2 separate regions of the Homo sapiens genome follow, and region 1 is linked to region 2. A link is a contact called in ENCODE Hi-C or POLR2A ChIA-PET data. All regions are on one chromosome and are shown on one strand. Each heading gives the region's core, a stretch centred on a gene start or an enhancer-like site at or near the end of the contact. The rest is flanking DNA. Distances are from core to core; before and after follow the strand shown. Region 1 holds the start of IFITM1 (interferon induced transmembrane protein 1). Region 2 holds the start of IRF7 (interferon regulatory factor 7).

Evidence for each region. A loop is a pair of places that touch in the nucleus more often than their neighbours do. ChIA-PET counts read pairs that join two places held with the same protein, here RNA polymerase II (POLR2A). Pooled maps may share reads with other maps.
Region 1: a map with no recorded cell type shows a loop between it and region 2 (7-fold over the local background). The contact joins the promoter of IFITM1 here to the promoter of IRF7 in region 2. A Hi-C loop is called at or near these places in 1 of 37 single-sample maps with no recorded cell type and 2 of 50 pooled maps. POLR2A ChIA-PET finds 5 or more read pairs at or near these places in 1 of 52 experiments (activated CD4-positive, alpha-beta T cell).

What each region holds. Positions count from the first base shown.
Region 1 is chr11:312,790-315,289 of GRCh38, forward strand. It overlaps IFITM1 (interferon induced transmembrane protein 1), which reads left to right and starts at 1,251. Exons shown (of 2, transcript NM_003641.5): 1 at 1,251-1,567; 2 at 2,133-2,483. The coding sequence starts at 1,382. The coding sequence ends at 2,324. RefSeq lists enhancers at 636-1,191, 1,192-1,747, 1,215-1,554, 2,085-2,244.
Region 2 is chr11:614,674-617,199 of GRCh38, forward strand. It overlaps IRF7 (interferon regulatory factor 7), which reads right to left and starts at 1,277. Exons shown (of 11, transcript NM_001572.5): 1 at 1,240-1,277; 2 at 672-974; 3 at 424-586; 4 at 124-334. The coding sequence starts at 691. It overlaps CDHR5 (cadherin related family member 5), which reads right to left. Exons shown (of 15, transcript NM_021924.5): 15 at 1,910-2,526. RefSeq lists an enhancer at 139-733.

The sequences.
Region 1 (2,500 bases), core at 1-2,500, 300 kb before region 2:
ACCAGTAATTTTAAAGCTAGCTTATTAAAGATTCTACTTAAGTCACATGAACGTGAAAAGCATTTAGGCTTATTATTTAATTTATGAGTACTCTTTAAGTTTAAGCTAAATTTGGTAACTTGTGGCCAAAAACACATAACGAAATATGTGTATGTGCACATATACACACATACACACTCAAGCAAAAGTATGGTTTTACTTCAGAACTCCAGCCATGAGATAGTAATACAAATTCATTGGTTTACACAAACAATAAAAAGAAATGGTTGGATGCAAACAGTGGATTTTATCTCTGTAGAAAAGTAACAGCAGACTTAAAGCAGGCAGAAACGAAAGCAGAAAGAGAACTTAAGAACATTACATTAATAATTGCAGGCCCACCTTTGGGCTCTGATTTTTCCTTTATGTAATTTGCAATTTGTAATTCATGATCCTTGTGCCTGAGGGCTCCCTTCTGCTACTCAGTCTACAATTCCCCGTCCCTGTGAAGGGGCACCCAGGCCTGACAGCCCCAGACTTGGCTTTGCCAACCCTCCAGGTCTCTCCTGCATGGCTAGGACCCAACGCCTAGGTCATCCAGCACTCACCCCAACCAAAGCCATGGGAATTGCTGGGACCCGGAAGGTAGGGGGTGGCACATGTGTGCCCTGTGCTCTGAAGCTGCCCCTACAGGCCCTGGAATCCTCCCCGTGTCTCAACACACTACCCTCTGGGGAGTCAGTTCTCCCCAGAGTCCCCGTTCCTGGGCCTGGAGGGCTGCTTTGGGGCAGGAAACTTTGGCCACCAGGCCTCTGACCTGCACCAGGAGACACTGGGAGGTTTAGTCCCCAAACCCGCACAGAGCAGGACTGCAGCCTGAGGAAAGAGCAAGGATTTCAGGAGAGAGGCCTGCGACAAGTGAGGTGAGGGCTTTTGGGGGATTGTCCTGGCGCCTGGAGTGTGGGGGCCTGGCAGGGGCCCTGAACCGGGACAGTGAGGTCCTGTACTTGCTGGCCTGGGGTGGACAGAACCCAAGCCTGGGTAAAATCCCCAGGGCCCCCTAAACCCAACACTTAGGAAGTCACTAGTCCTGACTTGAGTTTCTGATGAGGAAGCCTCTCTCCTTAGCCTTCAGCCTTTCCTCCCACCCTGCCATAAAGTAATTTGATCCTCAAGAAGTTAAACCACACCTCATTGGTCCCTGGCTAATTCACCAATTTACAAACAGCAGGAAATAGAAACTTAAGAGAAATACACACTTCTGAGAAACTGAAACGACAGGGGAAAGGAGGTCTCACTGAGCACCGTCCCAGCATCCGGACACCACAGCGGCCCTTCGCTCCACGCAGAAAACCACACTTCTCAAACCTTCACTCAACACTTCCTTCCCCAAAGCCAGAAGATGCACAAGGAGGAACATGAGGTGGCTGTGCTGGGGCCACCCCCCAGCACCATCCTTCCAAGGTCCACCGTGATCAACATCCACAGCGAGACCTCCGTGCCCGACCATGTCGTCTGGTCCCTGTTCAACACCCTCTTCTTGAACTGGTGCTGTCTGGGCTTCATAGCATTCGCCTACTCCGTGAAGGTGCGTATGGCCCTGGCGGAAATCCAGGGGGTGCCGGTGAGCCTGGGGCTCCACCTGCCCACATGCTGCCTGGGGTGGGGACTTGTGTGTCCCTGTGACTGTGAGTTTGTGTGCACCTCTGCCCCGTGTGTGCTCACGTCAGTAGCTTTGTCTGTGTGATCTGTGTGTGTGTGTGGCTTTGGGGAATCTGCCCAGTGCAGGTCTAGGAGGAGGCTCCAGGAGGCTGGCTGGCTGGCTCAGAGTCTGTCCCTGGCTATCCATTAGCCCAGAGCAATTCTCCCTATAGCCCAGTAAGAAATTACACCCTCACCTTCCAGACTGGCACCCAGGCTCTCCCAGAAAGTGAGAAGGGAACTCACAGGTGACTTCACCCCATGGTGGGGAGAACAGCCTGTGCTGGGGCCAAGGCAGAAGGAGGATGAGCCCCGAGGCTCCTGGAGAGTCTGAGCCCGGGTGAGGAAGGGGAGGAGGTGGTCCCTGATCTCAGGGCGGGGAGGAGACGGAGCCATAGCACGCGGCTCTCAGCTGGGGGATCCTGGTCCCCTCACCATCTCCTCTCCCCCAGTCTAGGGACAGGAAGATGGTTGGCGACGTGACCGGGGCCCAGGCCTATGCCTCCACCGCCAAGTGCCTGAACATCTGGGCCCTGATTCTGGGCATCCTCATGACCATTGGATTCATCCTGTTACTGGTATTCGGCTCTGTGACAGTCTACCATATTATGTTACAGATAATACAGGAAAAACGGGGTTACTAGTAGCCGCCCATAGCCTGCAACCTTTGCACTCCACTGTGCAATGCTGGCCCTGCACGCTGGGGCTGTTGCCCCTGCCCCCTTGGTCCTGCCCCTAGATACAGCAGTTTATACCCACACACCTGTCTACAGTGTCATTCAATAAAGTGCACGTGCTTGTGATGATGCTGTGACTTCAT
Region 2 (2,526 bases), core at 27-2,526:
GTCCTGGGCCTGCTGGCAGCCTCTCCCAGAACAGCTTCTAAAACCACAAATCTGACCCAGAGAATGTTCCCCTTTGCCCAAGCAGGACGAATGCCAACGCCCTTGGCAGCCGGCGTCGCTCACCTCGCCAGCACAGCTCCCGGCTGAGCGCGTACACCTTGTGCGGGTCGGCCGGGTCCCCCGAGTTATCCCGCAGCATCACGAAGCGACGCGTGCTGCGCAGTGCGCAGCGGAAGTTGGTTTTCCAGCCGGCGCGCTCCGCAGTCTCAGCCTCGGGGGGCGGGCCACCTCCCCTGCTGCTAGGCGGCCACCTGCCGCGGGCCACAGCCCAGGCCTGAAGAGGGGGACAGAACACGTGTGCCGGGCCCGCGGGGTCCTAGGCGGGCTCTCCCACCCGGGGCGGGGCGGGGCTGGGGTCCCCACCTTGAAGATGCGCGCGTCGGCCTCGCTCAGGTCCTTGCGCGCGAAGTGCTTCCAGGGCACGCGGAAACAGGTGCGGGCCTCGTCCAGCCACTGCAGCCCCTCATAGCAGCCGCTGCTGATCTCTCCAAGGAGCCACTCTCCGAACAGCACGCGTGGGGCTGCCCTGCGGGTGCCCGGCCGCGGAGAGTCAGGGCCGGCTGCAGGGCGCTCGGGGACTGGCATCTGGAGAGGGTGGGCCGGGCTCTTACCTCTCAGGAGCCAAGGCCATTGCTCCTTCTGCAGGGGCAGTTAGGTGGCGGTCAGGTGTTATAACAGGGGAGGTAAGGGCTCCTGTCGCAGCAGACGCCAGGCCGCGGCCACAGGTCGTGTGGCCAGGTGTCACAGGTGTCCACAGGTGTGGACTGAGGGCTTGTAGCCACCGACGCTGCCTCGGTATGGATCTCTTGGCAGAGGGGGCTACAGGTGTGACTGCAGGTGTGGCCGGCGCGCACACATGAAGTCACAGGTGTTGAACCAGTGTCCAGGCCTGGCGGGAAGGCGCAGGCCGGACCCTGCGGAGACGGGAAAGGCGACGTCAGGGGCGGGTCAGGCTCCCGGGAAAGCGAAACCTAAACAGTGGCGCTTCGCACCCTCCTCGATCCCACCCCGTCCGGTTCTCAGCTCCGCGGAACCCCGCCTCCGCCTCCGCCTCCCTCCCCGCCCGACCCTCATCTCTCAGGCTCCCCCAGCTCTTGGCTCTACCCCTCCGGGGTCACGGAGCCCCCACGGAGGCTCTCGCTCCCGGCCTGCACCGCGTGGGTCTGGGGTCCCCAGTACCTGGGTGCCAGAGCCGCCGGGACGGGAAGTTTCGTCTCGCGGGGAAGCGGAGGGCCGGCGCTTTTATGGTGGCCAGGCGGGAGTTTCCGGGAAGGGCGCGCGCCGCCTGTTCTTATTATTGGATGCGACCAGCGGAACCCCGCCCCGGCCAGCGCGGAGTAGGGAGGAGTGGAGGGCGTTGGGAGTGGCTGCAGTGAGCCGAGATGGAGCCACTCCACTACAGCCCAGGGGACAGAGCAAGACTCAGTCTCAAAAAAAAAAGGAAGTGGGTAATGGGAGGTGGACGTGCCTCGAAAAAGGGGCAGCTGCACCGTTTGCGTTTCTTTTTTTGAGATGGAGTTTCGCTTTTGTTACCCAGGCTGGAGTGCGGTGGCACAATCTTGGCCCACCACAACCTCCGCCTCCCGGGTTCAAGTGATTCTCCTACCTAAGCCTCCCGAGTAGCTGGGATTACAGGCATGAACCACCACGCCCGGCTAATTTTGTATTTTTAGTAGAGACGGGGTTTCTCTATGTTGGTCAGGCTGGTGTCGAACTCCCGACCTCAGGTGATCTGCCCACCTCGGCCTCCCAAAGTGCTGGGATTTAGGCGAGAGCCGCCGTGCGCAGCCCCCTTTGGGTTTTTTACATTGTTCAGTCAAGAATATCAGATACTCTCACAATTAAAACATTTGGAAAGGAATTAATGGTGTATTTCCATTAGGGAAAGTGCTGACAAGCCGCAAGGGATCCCTTGATGGTTCTGGGCATGGGCGCCCAGCCTGGGCTCTGGCTTTGGGAGCAGCGAGGGGAATGTGTCTCTCACCCCTAGGCCTCCTGGTCTGGCTCCTGCTCAGGCCACACGGCGCACCCACCCCCAGCGCGCCTCAGTCCAGGTCACTGGGCAGGGTGTTTACTGCTGCGCTCCAACCCAAGCATGTAGATTTCAGAAGGGGACTAGGACCCCCGGCAGGTGTTTGAGACCACCGGCTCCCAAGTGCGTCGCCTTGGGGGTTTGCATCGGCTCCTCAGCCTCCCCAGGCAATCTCTGTGTAGGGTCGGGAGCGGGAGGTCTGAGATGAGCCGGGTGCCTGAGATCTCCGGTGCAGGTCGGGGGAGGGGAGCCCCCCTCGGGCTGTGGTTAGAGCGGGAGAGGAACTTCCCAGACTAGCTGGCACAGAGCCTCGGGAAGGCGGCGGGCACTGCAGGTGGTTTACGGGAAGTGCTGCAGCCTTGGGGTGGGGACAGCGTGGCCAGACCCACCGCCTCATCTGCACACCTGGGCTCAAGCGCTAATGACGACAGGGG